Regions from separate parts of the Homo sapiens genome. Here regions 2 and 3 are each linked to region 1. A link is a loop called in an ENCODE intact Hi-C map of the cell type or tissue named here. Cell type or tissue: OCI-LY7. All regions are shown on one strand. Links, peaks and the distances in the headings refer to the core of each region. The heading gives the core; the rest is flanking DNA.

Region 1 (7,669 bases), core at 1-5,000:
CTGCTGACAAGTCCGTGTTGTGTCATGTTGGGAGTCTGGGCAAGGCACGAGGGCCCCTCTCTAGCAGGTCCCGATGGCTCCTCCACACCTTCAGGAAAAGCAAGAGATAAACCATTGCATGCTGAGCTCTGCAGGGAACTGGAGGCGGACACCATCCATTCTGCAAACCTGCAATGGTGACACTTCTGGAATCTCCTTGCCTCTTCCAGGGCTGCAGCCTCTAAGGCAGGTAAGACCCAGGCCAGGTTGGCTCAGGGACCTCTGTGTAGCATTGCTGACCTCATGTTATGGAAGCAGGAGGCCACTGTGAGATGCGGGGCTTAGCTGCCACCTTGGAGAAACAGCTCATTTGAGACAGCCAGGAGCAATTTAATCAGGCTAAGTTGGCCTGGCCCTGGGACCCCTGCCTTTTCCATGACAGCAGCGTCTGCTGAAAGCACATCAGAGCCCACACTTGCAAGTTCAAAGATGTCTGTCCCCAAGGTCTCAACCAGGGATGGCATCTTCTTCTTGGGGCACTTAGCATTTTGAGACTCTGGGAGAGTCCCCTGTGGGAACTGGGTGTACTGACACTGTGGAACCAAGGAAGCACCACGGCTGCAGAGAGACCCTGGGCCAGACCATCCAAATGAAGCCCAGGCACAGCAGAGGGCTCTGAGGAGGCGCAGGATGCAGGAGATGAAAGGGGAAAATGAAGGGGAGCCGCAGGTTCAAACTGCCCCTTCCCAGGAGTGAGCTACAGCTTGGCCACTTCTGTCTCATAAGAAGGAGGTTGTGACTTTGGGAGGTGGAGGGGGATTACAGCTGGGATTCCTGTTGCCTGCCTCCTGCCTCTGGGGCTCTCAGCTTTCTCTTCTCCCCAGGACTCTTTTCTTCCTCTCCCCCCACCTCCCCCCCCACTCCCCTCCTCCCCCTAGGTCCTGGCTCTCCCTCCCCGACCCGGTCTTCTTGGTACCAGCTAAGCCCTGGAGGGGCCACAGCCTCCCCTCCAGCCCCCCTGCCATGGGATGGCTGCTGTCTCCTTTGGATCTTTTTGCGGTCTGGGCTTGCTGTTCCTCTCAACAGTAGTCAGGAAGCCCTTACCCCAAAAAGTATCTGCGGGAGGCCTTGTCCACAGGGGAGGCTGCCCCAAGGGCTCCAGGTGAGTCACAGCAAACCCAAGAACAGTGAATGGAACTGGGGTCTCCTGGCTCTCCTTTAGAGTTGCTGAGTGACTTTAAGTCCAGCACTGAGCCTCTCTGGGCCTCACTTATGCCACTCTTTTCATCATTTACCAGTGGGCAATGTCAAGTGAGAGACTCCACAGATAAGAAAAATAAAGGAGTGGCTCAATTACATGCCAGGGAAAACCGCTTTGGTGGATGAAGGTCACACAGCTCTCCCAGCATTCTGTCCTCTGTATACAGATGATCTCCTTCTGAAATCCTTTTGGGGATGACCCCCTTCCACACCATGGACACTTCTGGGTGGGTTGTCACTCAAGAGGTCCTGCCCTCTTCTGCCCACTGGGTGGACACAAGAATTGAAATCTGTAAAGGATACTGAGATTGGGAACAAAATAATTGATGCTGATTGATCCCAGCAGTGTATGGCGAGAAGATGACAAGCTTCCACTGCCTGTATCACTGACTTGCCTAATGTCTGCCCTGCCCTGGCCTGGATCTTAACCGCGCCCTTCATTCTGTGAACTACCCCCAAATCCTTCAAATAAAGTCCTTGATTGCTTGTTAGAGTCAATAATATTGCTTGCTGAGGATCCAGAGACCTCTAGAGAGAGGAGGTGGAATTGCACACCCTGGGAAAGAGGAAGGTGTGAGTTACCATCCCTGGGGGAGGCCCCACAGGTGTCAGCCCTCAGGGGGCAGGGGACTGACAGGGGACAGAGCTGACAGCAGGGGTCATATACAAGAGTTGGGTTGGGGGCCTAAGGAAACTTCCCCAAAGGTGAGAACCATGTTGGGATAAAGGACAGAGGAGGACCTATATGATATGGAGAGAAGTGAAATACAGCTAAGTGGGGTCCTCACCTCTAAAGAGGCCAGGGGCCGGGCACATCTGTAATCCCAGCACTTTGGGGAGCCGAGGTGGACAGATCACTTGAGGTCAGGAGTTCAAGACCAGCCTGGCCAACATGGTGAAACCCCGACTCTTACTAAAAATACAAAAATTAGCTGGGCATGGTGGCGCAAGTCTGTAATTGCAGCTACTTGGGAGGCTGAGGCAGAGAATCGCTTGAACCAAGGAGACAGAGGTTGCAATGAGCCGAGACTGCGCCACTGCACTCCAACCTGGGTGAGAGAGCAAGACTCCATCTAAATAAATAAATAAATGGGGCAGAAAACAGGTTATGCCAATTACAGGTTGTTGTAGATTCCCAGTCCCTCCTCCTCATGCCGGATAGCTGGGGGATCGACACTGCAGCCGCGGTGAGGCCACGGCAGGTCAGGAATGACCACACGGACATCCATCTTGTTGTCCACCACTGACAATGAGACGGATGACCAGGCTCCCGAGTGCCGAGTGCCGTAGTGCTCTGCGGCCAGGAAATGGCCAGGGGCCAGGGACCCTCCTTATCTGGAATCCTCCCACTCGGCCCTGGGGTGGCCACTTGTGCCGAGACAGCCCAAGGTTGGGGGCGTGGCATCAGGCCTCCCCAAGGCCTTTACTGCTGCAGAGCCACAGCCCTCAAGAAACAAGGCCCCTGGAAGATTCCTTCCCTAAGCAGAAGCTGCTGGAGGCCATTTTAAGGCAATATGTGAGCTGGCGTGTCGCCTGCAACTGAGTTCAGAGGTGCTAAAGGATCCTGAGTGGGGCTGGGGGTTTGCTGTGGAGGTTCAGGAAGAAAGGCTGGGTTTACGGGTCCAGGAACAATTACTGCAGGTTTGTGAGGCCAACCGAGCCCCCACTAGGTGACAGCCAGACAGCAGTGGGAGAAGGGACGATGGCGACGAGCAAAACGGCACGGCTGAATAATACCTGTGACCACGGGAGCTCCTGCCCCTGATGCTATCCTGACCCTCCCCATCCCACCCAGCTGCAAAGCAGTTGTTGCTCTGCCACCTGCTGCCAGCATGCGGGTGGGAATGCGTGTGCAGCTCAAGGGTGGCATCGTGTGGTCATAGTGGGGTAGTGCACCTCACAGCTTCCAAAGAGCTTCATTCTGCGGAGTCACTCAAGGAATTTTGAGTCTATGTGCCAGACTCTGTTCTAGGACTGCAAGATCTTTCCTAACAGAATCAGAGTTTTTGTGAGGAGCAGTCTTGAGGGGTGCAGAGCCTGAGAGGGGAAGGGGAGAAGAGAAGGAGAGAAGGAGAGAAGGAGGGGAGGTGGGAGGGGGAGGGTTGCTAGAGCCCCTTGGTGAGCGTGTCTACAGCCAGACTGCTCTAGGGCACCTTTCAAAGTGGCTTCTGGGTCCACATCTCAGGCATTTGACGACTTAACCCTTTGCATGAGCCTCGCAAATTGCAACTCAAATCCCTGCCACCCTAGAGAACCTATTCCCTCCAGAGGGAGAGGGACTCAGGAGAGGCACTATTCCAAAAAGGCTCCTGTTCCCAATGTTAAAGGAAAGAACCCAGACTTCAGAATCAATCCGATCTGGATTCAAATCTCAGGTTGTCCCTGCGCCAGCTATGTGGCCTCAGGAAAGTCCTTAGCCCTCTCTGTGCCTCGGTGTCCTCATCTGTAAAACAGGGAAAATCATGCCCCTCTGACAGGGCGGTGGGTTCTAGTCAGTGAAATAATGTCAGGACAATGGATGGTCCCCACCATAAAAAGCAAGGCCCCCGATTCTGTGTCCAGGGGTATCAGCTCTGGGGGGCATCTGCTTGGCTGCTCATGAGTGGCTGTCTTTCCACAGCTGTGTGGATGTGTCTGGCATTTAGCAGTCGGTTGTCTGAAATCAGCCATGGAGTTTTGCCCCCTGCTTTATTGCTCCCAAGCAGGTTCCTCACCTGCCGAGCGCCTGCGGCTGTGTGCCAAAGGCTGAGTGCGCCACAGCGAGGAGCAGCTGCCAGACCTGGAGTGAGCAGAGGGAGAAACTGGACTTCAGAATAATCAGAGCTGGATGCTAATCTCAGGTCCCACCTGCACTAGCTGTGTGGTCTCGGGAGAGTCTTACGGGTGGGAAGGACCAGGGCCTTGTGGGCTGAGAGGCTTGGGGAAGCCAGGGGGAGCCAGGTCCCCTCACTGCTCTCGAAGAACCGGCAGTGGTGTTGGAACTCCCAGAGCTGGAGAGGCTCAGGCCGGGAAGGGCTGTCCTGACCTGCGGGCCATCATGGCCTTTCGGGGAGGGAGGGAGGAGATGAAGAGGTGGCACAGAATTGACAAAGGAAAGGCAGGAATGAAAAGGAAGGTGGGGGAATGTGGAAGGCAAAATGAGAAGTCTCTCCGGGTGGCTGATGTCACCCTTTCTGATTGCTCGAGGTGCCAGCAGGGGCACCTTGGCAAGGTGTCCCCTCTCCCAGGAGGCTGAGACCAGGATCTGATCCAAGCTGGGCCACCTGGAGAGAGTGGCCTGAACTAGTCTCCATCATGCTCTGGGCCTGGGTTTCTGCATTTGTAAAATGAGAGGAATGTGCTGGATCAGATACAATCTCCTCTCCCACCAGGCCCACCCCACACTCGGCAGGAAAGCAAGGACTGGGGCCCCAACAGCTGTCCTTGAGAGTGGGAGCCGCTGAGGGCACAGGAAGGAGTTTTGGGGGCGGCAGGCAGGGAAGCAAGCAGGATGGGAACGCCAGGCTCTCAGGGGAAGGAACCAGATAAATCATCAGCAAGGAAAACCTATAGGTTTCCCCAAAGTACAATTTGAATAGAAATGTCAAATGCACCTGGAGTTATTACACCCTGTAATCCTAATGACATATAATCCTATACACCAACAGGATAATATCACGAGTGTGTGTGGCAACACTGCCGCATGTTAATCCTGCCTGCCTCCTGGGATGATCTTTCTCATCCCAGCAGAGCCTACAGAGCCTCCTTTGTTCTTCCCAGAAGTGGCCTCATCGGGCTGGACCTGGGGGAGGTGACCAAGGAAGTGAAAATCAAAGAGCCCAAGGAATGAAGCTGGCATGGCGCTAGTCAGGGGATGGACAGGTGTGGTTTGGTGCTTTCATTTTTTGCCTAATCTGGATGCATCCTAAGTCCCCTGGAAGTTGCCAGCCCCACATCAGCATCTGTGTTGAGGACCCTCTTCTCTCCCCGCCTACCCCCGCCCCTAACCCTTTCCTTCTCTCTCATTCTTCCTTTCCTGTATCCTTCCCTTTCTTCCCCAGCATCTATGCTCTGTTCTGCCAGGAGCACTCTCGGAGATATGGTTCGTCCTCTTGAGAGGGAAAGCCTCCTGGGACTCGCGTGCACCCGTCCTGTCCAGCTGCGCTCCTTAGTTGCGGGCCCTGGAGCCAGGGAAGGTGGGAGTGGACTTTCGCCTGAGGCAGCAGCTGCGTGGTTAGTGGTCTGTGGCCAGGGGGGCATTTCAAGGTAGGGCACAGAACTTCCAGGCCAGTGCACCAGCCCAAAATAGAGCCCTGGTTGGCTTTATCTACCGTGTAGCCTGTGCTGGTCCCCATGACATAAGCTTCTTTTGCTGTGAGACAGGAAATCTCTTTCTAGGCTCCTGGGGAGATGAGATTTTTCAGGTCAAAGTCTCAGAGTCATTCACACAATCCAGGAATCTCTTCCCAAACTCCATACTCCTATGCTCGGCCCTCCAAGGCAGTGATTCTCGAAGTAGGAACCACTTCAAGACCAGCAGCTCAGCACTACCAGGGATCTTATTAGAAATGCAAATTCTGCCAGGTGCGATAGCTCACACCAGTAATCCCAGCACTTCGGGAGGCCGAGGGGGCAGATCACTTGAGGTCAGGAGTTTGAAACCAGCCTGGCCAACATGGTGAAATCCTGTCTCTACGAAAAGTACAAAAATTAGCTGGGCATGATGGCGCATACCTGGAGTCCCAGCTACTCAGGAGGCTGAGGCAGGAGAATCGCTTCAACCCAGGAAGCGGAGGTTGCAGTGAGCTGAGGTTGCACCACTGCACTCCAGCCAGGACGACAGAGCAAGACTCCATCTCAAAAACAAAAACAAAAAAAAAAAAAACAGAAATGCAAATTCTTAGATCCCAGTGCCAAGGGTGGCTGGAGACAGTTTGTAACATCTCAGGAGAACCAATTGCACATGTCTCTTTCCTAACTCCACATTTAGTGACCATCACACTGGGGGCTTGAAATCAACCACGGTGAGAGTGTTTACACTGTGGAACATTACAAATCAGTGCTCATTTTTCTTTCTGAAAGCCCATTGTTAAACAGTTTCCAGCACACCACTGGACCCTACCCAGACCTACTGAACCAGAGCCCTGAAGGTGGAACCCCACAATCTGTGTTTCAATAAGCTTTCCAGGTGATTCTGATGCACATTCAAGTTTGAGAATCACTGTTCCCATGGGCCAGCTCTAGTGGTATCATAAGAAAGAAAGGAATGTGGGGGTGCCCAAGGAGTAGGATTTCACAAGGAAACTTTGGAAAAGGTAAAGAAAGAAGAGAGAAAGTAAACTAGGCCCTGGGGCCTTCCTCCAGGCAAAGAGGCAACCAGGCACTTGGCAGGAAATACCCCTGGACGGAGATGAGACCTGCAGCCCCAGGGAATGGAAGGAGGAAAGAGAATCTGGTGAGTAGGTGGGATGCAGCCAACGTCAAATAGTCATTTTTCCACGTATCCAGATGAGGGAGATGGCGTCAATTACTCTAAGTCATGAGATCGGAAGGGCACAGGATAATTGGCTGGAAAAATGCTCCTTTGGGTGCATATTTCTGTAACAAAGAAAAACACATTTATGAGCATTTGTTTTGTTTGTTTGAGGCAGGGTCTCACTCAGTCACCCAGGCTGGAGTGCAGTGGCACGATCATGGCTCACAGCAGCCTCAAACTCCTGGGCTCAAGCAATCCTCCTGCCTCAGCCTTCCCAGTAGCTGGGGCTACAGGTGCACACCACCATGCCTGGCTAAGTTTTGTATTTTTGGTAAAGACAAGGTCTCACTATCTTGACCAGGCTGGTTTTGAATTCCTGGGCTAAAAGGATTCTCCCACCTCAGCCTCTCAAAGTGCTTGGATTACACGTGTGAGCCACCATGCCTAGCCATGAGCATTTCACTGAAGATAGAAGGAAGAGAAATCCTACGAAGTGTTTTTCAGGGAAGGGATGAAAATGGAAAATCCTAGCAAATGCTCATTACTACTCATGTAAATGTGTGCAAAATGCCACTGGAATTTTCTTTCCTTTTTTCCGTTGTGAAATATTTCAAACATATAGAAAAAGACAAGGAGTAATATAACAAAAGCCTTGTACCTACCACCAGAAATAGCAAGTGCTACCATTTTGCCACATTTATGTCAGATCATTTTTTAAAAGAAATGAGACAGCCCAGGCACAGTGGCTCATGCCTGTAATCCTAGCACCTTGGGAGGCCGAGGTGGGAGGATTGCTTGAGCCTAGGAGTTTAAGACCAACCTGGGCAGCATAGCAAGACCCCATCTCTACAAAAAACAAAAAATTAATGGGGTATGGTTGTTCGTGCCTGTTTCAGCTACTCAGGAGGCTGAAGTGGAAGGACTGCTTGAGACTGGGAAGTTGAGGCTGCAGTGAGCCATGATCACGCTGCTACA
Region 2 (5,000 bases), core at 1-5,000, 190 kb before region 1:
TCCAACCTTGGGCATTGCCAACCCCATCCAGCTGCTGACAGCCCAGCACAAAGAAAACACATGCTGTGTACACACAGATGGGTTTGCATGTCAGCATGAGCCCATTTTTAGCCTTTGGCCAGGAAGGGCAGTTCACAACACAGTAATTTAATTAAATTTGCCTCCCTCCGTGGCCCACATATTTGAAGAGGTTTGGGGGGAAATGAATCTGGCTGAGGAACATTACCCTGCCGCTCTGGCACTGCCCCAGAGCCAAGCCACTGTACCATAAAGGGTCTCACCATCCTGAATACGACCCAGGACATCTGTCTGCACTGCAGGCTCTCTGGCCGGGCTGCCTGCTGGCACATCTGGCAAGGCAGCCTCTGGAAGCAGTCCGTCTCTATCACAGGCAAGCCACCAGGGGCAAAATAAGGGACTCCCTACCCCCTACTCAAGACCTGCTGGCAACAACTTTAGCAGTAACTCACAATATTAGCTTTCATCACAGATTTCAGTGTATTTAGAGTGGAGAGGACAGAATAAGAGAACCCTCTACCCTCAACTAACATTGAAGCCTCAATAACAGCTATGATCCTAACTTCATTGCTGTTAAGGCCACATACCTGTACTTCTGTCCTGGAAATGACCAGTATTTAGGGACCTGAAATTGAATCCCTTACCCTTACTTCCCATGAACTTATTACCACATTTCACATCTCAAATGTCCATCAGTTTTGTCCATTATGTCTGAGCTTAACCCACACTCCAAACTCCAAAGACCTGCCCCCCTCCCCACCTCAGCCAGCTAGTTCCTCCTTGAACTGAGTTCATCAACTCATCAGGAGGCCACTTCTCCTGTGGTCACCCCCTGGTCCAGAGAATCTGCCCATGATGGGTAGTCCTTTCTTATTGCTAACCCGTAACCTCTCAGTCCGCCTTTTCTGTCCTAAGTCAGCTGTACCAAGCCTGCTAGGGAAGAGCATTCTCTTTGGTTATCTTTCTCTCTCCCCATCAATAGCACATCCTCCTGGCTAACTAATGTCTCTTGTGTAATGATAGCAGCACCTCTGAGAGAAAGGGAATTTCTCTGGCACAGTTCGTCTCAACACCAGCATAACACAGGCTGTTGCTTAGGAGTGGGAATCATTAGAGTCAGGCCATTATTGGAGGGGACCGGTCTCTAGGGGAGCTAGCAGAAATTGCCGCTCCTTAATGGATGGAAACTCATTTGCCTGAAGCCCCTGCCCTCCTCTTTATTTTCTCTGCATTCCTCACCTCCCATTGCTTCCCAGCTTTGAAGTTGAAAAGAGAGGTAACTCCACCCAATGCACATTTCTGCTAAATTAACTTGGTTAGAAGAAATCCTTGCCTGAAAGCACTGTTCTTTTAGAATGTTTCTATTGGGACTTCACTTGAAACCATCATGAAGAAGACAAATTCTAATTAAATGTATGTGATAAAATTATAGCCAGGGCCACTCTGTTCCCAAGAGAGGATTTGAGATGGGAGGAAGAGGGGACAATTTCCTAGCTTTCTGGACCCCAGTTTCAGGGTAGACCCCTGAGTCAACCTGGGCTGCCAGAGCTTTCCCTCTGAGGGTCCCCTTGCTTACACAACACTAGGAAGGCCAGGGAGGTAGAGCGGGACTCCAGGCTTCTCTGCTTCTCCAAGGGTCTGCATGACCTTGAACAGACCTCTAACATGATTTAGCTTTCTGCAAGCCCTCCTGTCATGTTGGGATAGATGTTACCTTACTACCCTGCACTCTTGTAGAGAGAAGGGGAAGGCCATGGAAGCAACACATGCCCCTTTTGGTTTATTAGCCATGGGGCTGCCATCAGAGCACACATGCCCTGAAGAGAAAGGAAAGTTGCCTGATTTCTCAGCTCTTCCTGTTTGAATGAAATCATGAGTGGGCACCATCTGTCTCAGAGCATTAAGCACAGATAACAGTACTGGTGGGAAAGGCCTTCCCCCCTCCCAAAAGGGAACTATAAAGGATTGCATCAAACTGCAAACTCCAGGGGGCACTAATCACTTTGCCATTTCTGTAAATGGCGCCCCCTGGAGTTGTAAGTCATGGTGGCCCTGCCGGCGCTCAGCAATTGCGCTAGGTCGCGAACCCAGAGACTACAGGTAAGGTCTCTGCATCACCAGCTATGTGACACCTGGGCAAGGCACATCTTCCTGGGCTTCATTTTCCTCATAAATAAAATGTGAGGGTTCAACTAGATTTTCTGAATTAACTTGGAAGTTCTCATTGCCCTCTCCATATCCCGGAAGTTAGGAACCATGAACCTGTGTTCTGTCTCAGTGTCAATTGTCATCCCCAGGTCGGCCAGCCTCGATAACATACCCAGAATGAGAAGGCACCCTCGGCTGACATAACACCACTAGTCGGAGTGGATGTGGACTTACACATGAAGGGGGAAGGATTAAGGAAAGGGAAAGCCTCCAGCGGGCACAATGGATGAAACAGCAAGCGCACAGAATGGGCCAATGCCTTATTCTTCTTGTATTCATCCTTCTCTGTGGCTTCAGAGCCTTTTTTCTGACACACATGCACACAGCACCTCCAGTGCTTGCCGTCTCTCCCCCTCATGAGAGAAACAAAATGAAATGCAAACATGCTTTGAAAGAGCACAGTCTTGTCCTGTCCCTCTGCATCCCCTCTCCTCATTTCTAATGAAAAAAATAGTCTTCCCTTTCCCTGGTTCCTTCAACAGTCTCTTCCTTAGGTTATTTTTTTCCTCTCTCCTTTCCTACTCCATCCAGACTTCCCCCTGCCTAATCTTAAAGAGATGAATTGGAAGAATATGCAGTCGTGTCAGAAGGATGCCATTGTCAGTTCACACAGGCAGACACTAATAGGATAAAGTATTATCTGACTTCCTTTAAGTCCAGAAATTAAGTCTTCTTGCAATGGCAATAGATTATAACTTATAACCACTGTGGCTGGCAGGCTGCAGAAACAGGCTGTTAGTATCTGAGGCCTCAGCTCCATTTCTGGGCCTATTGTGAGGGATGCACTCAGCATTCCTCCAAACACAGCTGCATGATCCAGGGAACTGGCACTTGGCTCCTGGATGGAACTGCCTCTGTGGAGAGCTGCCTATAACTCATTCAGTTCACCTGCCGTGGGAGAAGCTGTCTGAATGGTCTTAATGAACCTGGATGAGTGGGCAGGTAAAGGGAGGAAGCCAGGGTCTTGAAGACTGGGAAGAAGTAGCCCGAGGCAAGGAAACCAAACTTTGCACAGGGAACACTTAGTGTGTGAAAGCTCTTCTCAGTCATCCTTGCTGACTCATTGAGCAGGTAGTAACTTATCTAGTGACTAAATCAGCACCAGCTTAGAGACACAGGGAAATGAGGGTTGAGACCTTAAAGGAACTGTAAAAGAGACTACAAATTAAGGAGTTGCCCTGGAGAGGAAATATCATGAGAAATGTTAGGAAGAAAGAGCCATCATTCTTCAAAATGGAGGGCCTCATGCAGGATTTCCTAGGTCCTGTTATGGCAGATGAGTGTACTCAAATGGGGAATATGGGACAGGAAACCTGATACAATAATTAATTGAAGGGTATTTTTTTATTAGTGGGGCTATAAGAAGGTAGGTGGGGGCTGGGTACAGTGGCTGACGCCTGTAATCCCAGCACTTTGTGAGCCCAAGGTGGGCGGATTGCCTGAGGTCGGGAGTTTCAGACCAGCCTGGCCAGCATGGTGAAACCCCGTCTCTACTAAAAATACAAAAATTAGCCAGGCGTGGTGGTGCGCACCTGTAATCCCAGCAACTCGGGAAGCTGACGCCAGGAGAATCGCTTGAACCCGGGAGGCGGAGGTTGCAGTGAGCCGAGATCACACCACTGCACTCCAGCCTGGGCAACAGAGCAAGACTCTCTCTCAAAAAAAAAAAAAAAAAAAAAAAGAAGGTAGGAGGGTATGAAAGAAACAAGTAGATCAAGTACTGTTTCTTTGGCATCCTATAATTGATTTAAACTGTAGTAATTACTCTAGTAATGTTCCTGAGTGTACAGAATGAACAAACCTGAAAGCCTAAGTACTATCTTGGTCCGTCTAGCTCCCACACCTAGCTTGAGAGTAGCCTCTCATATCAATGCTTCCCTGCTATCCTTTCAAAACTCTTTTTGATGGGATAAGTGGGCAAAGATCATGCCATCGTCTCAAATGCTAACTTCCTTTGACAAGACAGTTTCTCCCAGGGATATCCCCCACAGGCCTAGGCCAAATCTCTGACTCACTGCAAAGGTCCATGTACACTGAACTGATAGACATCACTATTTTTATTGGAAAACACAATTTATATAACACTCTTCCTCTGGAATAATACTCTTTTTGTGGACAAATACCGAGTTGCTCCCTCTCTTCTCCCCAGCACACCCCACCCCCCTCCCCATGACTGTGTTAATAGAAATGAGGAAATGGGTTTAGAGCAGATCCCTGAGTGAGCCTGTCAGGGTCAGGATTAAATTACATCCCTGAAGGCTGGGTTGCTTCCCCAAGCAGTGGACAGCCTCCAGGATAGGGAACAGGACTGTTGTGGGTAGGTGGTTTGGCCCAAGTACTGACAGCAAAGCTGGCGTGTACCAGAGGATAAAACCTGTGATCATCCTAAAATCTAATTCTAGCCTCTCATTAGGAAATCAAAATGCATTCTTTCTTCGCCTCTCTTGGAAAGTTGATCTCCCTGCTTTTCTTCTCCTCTGTTTCATGCCATGAATTTCGCACTAACAGTCCTCCCCCATCCAGGGTCCAGCCAGCCTCTTGCTTGCTAAGGCAGAGGAATCTCCCTGGCTTTCCTCCTTGACTGCATTGCAGCCCCTTAGCCTGTGTATCTGCCATAGAGCTCCATTCTTCTCTCATTTGCTCCAATTATGGTGCTTTTTGTCTGCCTTTCTTTTCTCCTAGCTCTGCAATACTGCTCGGAAGCCCCACCGGCCCTTTCAGTGCTACCTTCTTCCTCCTAGTGCCTCCCCACTCCCCACTCCCAGTCCTGGTAA
Region 3 (7,669 bases), core at 1,358-6,357, 760 kb before region 1:
TGTGATGATCCACCAAAGACACCACAAACTAGAACTCTTCTTTGCTGACCTCTGACTCTCTAACGTTTGGGGTTATAACAGGATTTTTTTAAGCATTAAATCTTCTTTTGCTTAAGTGAATGGTGCTTGGACTCATTCTGTTTGCTTTGCTTAGACTAATTAGAAAAAATGTAAGTGGTCTAGAGAGGAAGGGAGTAACCCAGATATTAAAGGAAGGACCCTTCACAGTCTAGCTATAAATAAAACCAAGACCACCAATAAAACATGTTTATATTTTATTCATTATATTATATTCATTATATTATATTCATTATATCTAAACTTATGCTTCTATTGCTACCAATCACCTACAGAAAGAACTTCAAGCTCTTCAGCATGTCTATGGCCCCTGTCATCTGGTTCCACCTTTTCTACCCAGATTTCCCTCATCTTTTTTCAGTACCAACACCCTTCCTGGTATCCATCTCTTCTACCTCCCAAATGTGTTATACTAACTCCCAACTCTGCATTTGCTGGAGCTATCTGCCTTTTTCTCCCTCTGAACAGATTCCCCTTCCCCCGCCCTCTGCTTTTTCAAATTATGTTGCTACTCAAGCTCCTGGCAAATGACTGAGTTGGGAAGTCAAGAAGCTATGCCCAGACTCAGTGCTTGAACTCAATAATGTAGTATGTTTCTACATCCTGTCATTATATTTTAGAAAAACAATTTAGTAACAGATGGTGAATGCTTTTCATTTCTTAGCTATACACTTAACAATTTTCTTTTGGCCTAGCTTATTAGTTTTAGTTTTTATTCATCCAATCCAAAATTTAATGTCAAAAGTTATAGAAGCAGATGCTCCCAAGAACAGGAAGAATAGAGCAGTTAAATATATAGTACTCAAATATGCAAGAAATATGTATTTTTAAATATCTAAAATAATAAGCAAAATAAACAATGCAACAACCAATGCCCTAGCTAATAACAGACTTTTTAAACAACAAAGAAATATGGGTAGAGAATAACGAATACTTACCGTTCAAGTTAGTTTGGATGTGAACGTCTTCAAATTGAAAGTATTTAAAGTAAGCTAGTGACTTTCCCAGTAAACCTAAAGAATACTTTAAAACTTTCAAGAATTTTAAAGTAAAAATTTAAAGTATCTTTTGTAAACCATATTGTGGCACAATTAGTAAACTTCTTAATACCAAAACCTCACTAACCAGGTATGCTCTCAATAAATCAAACCCTAATTTTATCCAAATTCCCTTAAAAAACTGTTGACAAATAATCAAATATTTATAAATTAAAGTGAAATACCATTTCTGCCATCCAAACTGGCTTTGCCATCTAATTATGTCACACACACATAGGATTATACCATGTCCTGTTTTTTTAAAGTACTCACTGCAACAATGTTAAGGTTACATGGATACTCTCAAACACCACTGCTAGACAAATAACTTGGTTCAACCTTACTAGAAAACAATCTGGCATTTTAAATTATCTATCCTATGGTCTTACAATTTTTATTTAATTTTTACATAATTACCTAATATTTCATCAAATGTGTATATCACTAGTTATTTAATTATTCCCCTACCATTAAATTTTTTTTTGAGATGGAGTTTCACTCTTTTTGTCCAGGCTGGAGTGCAATGGCACAATCTTGGCTCACCACAACCTCCGCCTCCCGGGTTCAAGTGATTCTCCTGCCTCAGCCCCGCTGAGTAGTTGGGATTACAGGCATGTGCCACCATGCCTGGCTAATTTTGTATTTTTAGTAGAGATGGGGTTTCTCTATGTTGGTCAGGCTGGTCTCGAACTCCTGACCTCAGGTGATCCACCTGCCTCGGCCTCCCAAAATGCTGGGATTACAGGCATGAGCCACTGTGCCCGGCCCTAATATTTATATTTTTTCTAGAGAATGTCATTATAAATGCTGCAATTAACATTTTACATAAATTTCTGACATTATTTTCTTTGGTTGTTAATTCTTAGAAGAGATTGTAGAAGGTCAGGGATAGAAGAATAATTTTTAAGGTTCTACTTTTAATCAAGCCTATAGAGTGGTAGTTCTCCACAAAGCAAGAAGATGGGCTCTCTTAGGGCCAGAATTTTTGTCATCTGCTTTGTTAACAGCTGCAGCCACAGCACCTGAACAATACTTGGTACACAGTATGCCCTTAATAAATATTTATAGAATTAATGATTGAACAATAGTCATACACATGCAAATTTTGACATCTTCCCTTATAAACTTCTTGGAAGACATCTCACCCTGTCTTATTAGGGATGGCTGAAGGCTCATTAGCACTTGGTGAAAATATACCATGTGCAGACATGAAATTTGGACAGATTCATCCAGATATTCTGTCTTTGAGTTTTAAAAGAGATAGTATGGTTTTTTTCCCAAGATGGTGGATTAGAGGCTTTTAGTGTGCCTCCACCACTTGAAAATAGCAAGATAGTACATAAAGATCAACTCTGTGAGCTTTAATTTAAGAAGGAAAATGGGAATCCACCATAATTGTGAAGGACACCTCAGAATCTGTGAAGGATAATGTGGGGACAGCCCCTATAATGGCATCTGGCTGATAAAAGTGAGTGAAGCCCCAGTGTGTGAGGAGGCAGAGAGTCCTTCTCTGTGACTCACCTTTCCACTGGGGATCCAAGCAACCCAGTCGAGGAGAAACTTTGTTTCTCCCAAGCCCTGGAGCTAACTTGGGGAGAGACTTGGAGACTCTGTGAGGGAAAGACAGTGGGCAAAGCTGCAGACATTTTCTCAGACCTAGGACCAAGAGTAGGATGCCATTTTTAATCCAGGCGCATACAAAGGCAACCATTCTTAGGCAATTCAGCAGCGTAACTGTGCAGGCATTTTAGTCTCAAGCCAGAGATTGGAATGCCTGCTCTGGAGAAAGGTAGGGGCCTCCACAGCCAGAACTGTGAAAAACACCTCAGCAATAGGTGCTGCAATTGTGCTCTCCCATATTGCAAGCCTGGAACCAGAGGAGAGCAGCTACATCTGCAGTTTCTCCTCAGCAACCAGTCTTGCAGCCAGGGCCAGCTTGATGACCTCGAACTGATCTTCATGTGCCTTGCTGGGTATACTAGACTGCTCCCCTAAGACTGTGGTGCAGTGGGGCCGTCTCTGCTCCACCCCAAGGCAGATTTCCTACCATTCAGAGCACCCATTCACCTGGTTCAGCAGCCTGAGCCACCTCATGCTTCTCAGGCATAGATCATGGTGCAGCAGAGCTTTCTCCACTCCACACCCAGACAGATCTCTAGGCATTTGGATCCTGCTCATATGGATGAGCAGCCTGACCTGCCCCACTGTTCCAGTGCAGAGATCCTAGTTCAGGGGGGCCTCTCTGCTGTCTCTGCTTCATGCCAAGGCAGATCTATGGCATTCAGAGCACCTGCTCATCTGGTTCAGCAGCCTGAGCCACACACACACCCTTCCGGGACATAGATAGTGGTAGAGTGAGTGACTGTCCACTCCATGCCCGAGCAGGTCTCCAGGCATTCAGAGCACCTGCTTGCCTGGTTCAGCAGCCTGAGTCACCCCAGCCCTCCTGTGCAGAAACCTTGGTGCAGGGGGGACCCTTTCTACTCCATATCCAGGCAGATCTTCAGGCATCTGGAACACTCACTCTCCTGGATTAGGAATTTAAACTCCCCCCATCCCCACGCAGAGAACTTGGGACTGAAGAGGTTTCCCTGCTCCATGCCTAGGCACACCTCTTGGTGCTTGGTGGCTGCCTACTGGATTCCCCCATGGTGTTGGTGCTTGTGCCTGTCATCAGGAGATCTATAGGTGGACCTGCTGAGTCCAGCCCCACCCTTCATGGACCCTGCCTCTCCAGGGCTGAGCAAGCAGCTCAGACCACTGCTCATCCCGGGCAACAGAGGGCAACAGAGAGCTTCTGCTAGTAAACAAGGATCAAATATATACCCAGCCACACTGGCCATAGCAGCTGTTACTTATAACTGCCATCTACTGGCCTGTAGGTCAAACTGCACTGCCCAATATAAAACCTGCTGAAAGAAGTGCATAGGGCTATAGAAGCAAAGCCAAAAGACCCTACCCAACATTCTCTACAGTCACACTCCTGGGGTGGAGGGAAGGGAAATGAAAGAAAAAATAATAATATTATTATAGGGGAAGAAATAAAAGAAAAAAACCCTACTCACATGGAAATAATTACAAAAATTAGATGTGACAGTATCTCCAGATGAGAAGGAACCAGCACAAGAATTCTTGCACCATGAAAAATCTGATTGTAGTGACACCACCAAAGGGTCACACTAGCTCTCCAGCAACTGTCTTTAATCAAAATGGAAACTCAGAAATGACAGAGAAATCAAAGTATGGATTACAAAGAAGCTTAATGAGATCCAAGACACAGTTGAAAATCAACCCAAAGAAACTTCTAAAGGAATCCAAACAATGAAGAAAGAGATAAACATCTTAAAAAGAAATCAATCAGAGCTTCTGGAAATGAAATACACACTTAAGAAATTTCAAAATACAATTGAAAGCTTTACCAATACACTGGATCAAGCAGGGGAAAAAATTTCAGAGCTTGAAGATTGGTCCTTTGAATGAACCCAGGCAGACAAAAATAAAAAAGAATTTTAAAAAATGAACAAAGTCTTTGAGAAATATGGGATTATGTAAAGCACCCAAGCCTATCAACTATTGGCATTCCTGAGAGAGAAGGAAAAAAAGTAAACAACCTGGAAAACATATTTAAGGAAATATGTGCCACTGCATTCCAGACTGAGCAACAAAGCATTCTGTCTCAAAAAAAAAGGAAAGAAAGAAAAAGAAAAATAGAAATAACTAAAATTAGAGTAGAACTGAATGAAGTTGAGACCCAAAGATCCATACAAAGAATCAACAAAACCAAAAGTTTGTTCTGTGAAAGGATAAACAAGATCAATAGATCACTAACTAGATTAACAAAGAAAAAAGAGCGAATGTCCAAATAAACACAATCAGAAATGACAAAGGTGGTATTACAACCAATCCCACAGAAATACAAAAGATCCTCAGAGGCTATTATGAACACCTCTATGAACACAAACTAGAAAATCTAGGGGAAATGGGTAAATTCCTGAAAACATACAATCTCCCAAGACTGAATCAGGAAGAAACTGAAATGCTGAATAGACAAATATTGAGTTCCATAATTGAATCAGTAATAAAAAACCTACCAACCAAAAAAAGCCCTGAACCACATGGATTCACAGCTGAATTCTACCAGACATACAAAGAGGAGCTCGTACCAATTACCAAAATTGTTCCAAAAAATCGAGGAGGAGGGACTCCTCCCTACCTTGTTCTACAAAGCCAACATCACCCTGATACCAAAACCTGGCAAAGACACAATAAAAATGAAAACTACATGCCAATATCCCTGATGAAAATAGATGCAAAAATCCTCCACAAAATACTAGCAAACCAAATCCAACAGGACCTCAAAAAGTTAATTCACCACAATCAAGTAGGCTTCTTTCCTGGGGTGCAAGGTCATCAAAAAATGTGATTCATCCCATGAACCGAATTAAAACAAAAGCTATATGGTGATCTCAATAGACACAGAAAAGGCTTACAATAAAATCCAATATCCCTTCATGACAAAAGCCCTCAACAAAGTAGGTATCAAAGGAACATATCTCAAAATTTTAAAAACCAACTCTCACCATTCTTGTTCAACATAGTACTGAAAGTGCTAGCCAGAGCAATCAGATAAGAGAAAGAAATAAAAGTGATCCAAAAAGGAAAAGAAGAAGTAAAACTATCTCTTTTCATGGATGATATCATTCTATATTTAGAAAACCCTAAACACTCCACCAAAAGGTTCCTGGAACTGATACACAACTTCAGTAAAGTTCCAGGAAACAAAATCCATGTAAAAAATCAGTAGCATTTCTATAAACCAATAATGTTCAAACTGAGAGCCAAGTCAAGAATGCAAACCCGTTTACAATAGCCACAAAATAATAAAATACCTAGGAATATATCTAAATAAGGAGATGAAAGATCTCTACAAGGAGAACTACAACACACTGCTGAAAGAAATCACAGATGACACAAACGAATGGAAAAACATGCCATGCTCATGGATTAGAAGAATCAACACCATTAAAATGTCTACACTTCCCAAAGCCATCTACAGAGTCAAAGCTATTCCTATCAAACTATCAGTGTCATTTTCCAAAGAACTAGAAAAAACTATTCTAAACTTCATATGGAACCAAAAAAGAGCCCAAATAGCCAAAGCTGTTCTAAGCAAAAACAACAAAGCTGGAGGCATCAAATTACCCATCTTCAAACTACACTAGAAGGCTACGGTAACCAAAACAGGATGGTACAAAAGCAGACAATAAACCAGTGGAACAGAATGGAGAATAAAGAAATAAAGCCATATCCTACAGCCATCTGATCTTCAACGAAGTCAACAAAAATAACCAATGGGGAAACAACTCCCTGTTCAACAAATGGTGCTGGGACAGCTCACTAGCCATTATGCAGAAGAATGAAACTGGACTCCTACCTATAAGCATACATGAAAATTACCTCAGGATAAATTAGAGATTTAAATATAAGACTTCAACCTATAAGAATCCTAGAAAAAAACCTAGGAAACACCATTCTGGACATCAGTTTTAGGAAAGAATTTATGACTAAGTCCTCAAAAGCAATTGCAACAAAAACAAATTCACAAGTGAGACTTAATTAAACTAAAGAGATTCTTCTCCACATAAGAAACTATGAACAGAGCAAAACAAAACCTAAAAAATTGGAGAAAATGTTCACAAACTATGCATATAACAAAGGTCTAACATCCAGAATCTATAAGGAACTTAAACAATTCAAAAAGCAAAAGACAAATAATCCCATTTAAAATGGGCAAGAGATATGAATAGACACTTCTTAAAAGAAGATACACAAGCAGCCAACAAAAATATGAAAAAAATCTCCACATCCATAATAATCAGATATATGCAAATCAAAACCACAAGAAGATACCATCTCACACCAGTCAGAATGGGTACTATTAGAAAGTCAAAAAATAAAAGATGTTGGTGAGGCTCCAGAGAAAAGAGAACACTTACACACTGTTGGTGGGAAAGTAAATTAGTTCAACCACTGTGAAAAGCAGTTTGGAGATTTCTCAAAGAACTTAAACCAGAACTACCATTCAACCCAGCAATTTTATTACTGGCTATATACAAAAAAGAAAATAAATCACTTTACCAAAAAGATACATGCACTTGCATGTTAAACACAGCATTAGTCACAATATAAAAGACATGAAATCAACCTAGGTGCCCATCAGTGGTGGGCTGGATAAAGAAAATGAGGTACGGAAGATGGCTGAATAGGAACAGCTCCAGTCTGCAGCTCCCAGCGTGATTGACACAGAAGACGGGTGATTTCTGCATTTCCAACTGAGGTACCTGGATCATTTCATTGGGACTGGTTGGACAGTGGGTGCAGCCCATGGAGGGCGAGCCGAAGCAGGGCAGGGCATCACCTCACCCAGGAAATGCAAGTGTTCGGGGGATTTCCCTTTCCTAACCAAGGGAAGCCTTGACAGACTACCTAGAAAAATGGGAAACTCCTGCTCAAATACTGTGCTTTTCCCAAGGTCTTAGCAACCGGCAAACAAG

What was found. Peaks named below come from ENCODE experiments on the same cell type or tissue, not always from the same donor. Only the 100,000 strongest peaks of a DNase experiment are listed, where the experiment ranks them.
Region 2: a loop joins it to region 1, with 3 times the contacts of the local background. A loop is called at or near these places in 47 of 110 quality-filtered maps.
Region 3: a loop joins it to region 1, with 4 times the contacts of the local background. A loop is called at or near these places in 2 of 110 quality-filtered maps.

What each region holds. Positions count from the first base shown.
Region 1 is chr7:128,206,847-128,214,515 of GRCh38, forward strand. It overlaps MIR129-1 (microRNA 129-1), which reads left to right and starts at 1,026; the gene lies at 1,026-1,097. LOC124901744 (a long non-coding RNA gene) reads left to right here. Exons shown (of 2, transcript XR_007060516.1): 1 at 1-229. In OCI-LY7, for the core only: CTCF peaks have their summits at 1,788, 1,999, 3,113 and 3,330; DNase peaks (open chromatin) are centred at 1,785 and 3,075.
Region 2 is chr7:128,018,321-128,023,320 of GRCh38, forward strand. The region is part of intron 16 of SND1 (staphylococcal nuclease and tudor domain containing 1); the gene reads left to right. Among named protein-coding and RNA genes, the nearest start is that of LRRC4, 11 kb to the right of the region's middle. RefSeq lists an enhancer at 252-802. In OCI-LY7, for the core only: CTCF peaks have their summits at 2,043 and 2,245; a DNase peak (open chromatin) is centred at 2,021.
Region 3 is chr7:127,443,608-127,451,276 of GRCh38, forward strand. No RefSeq gene overlaps it. Among named protein-coding and RNA genes, the nearest start is that of LINC03012, 29 kb to the right of the region's middle. In OCI-LY7, for the core only: CTCF peaks have their summits at 3,929 (motif pointing right) and 4,131; a DNase peak (open chromatin) is centred at 3,934.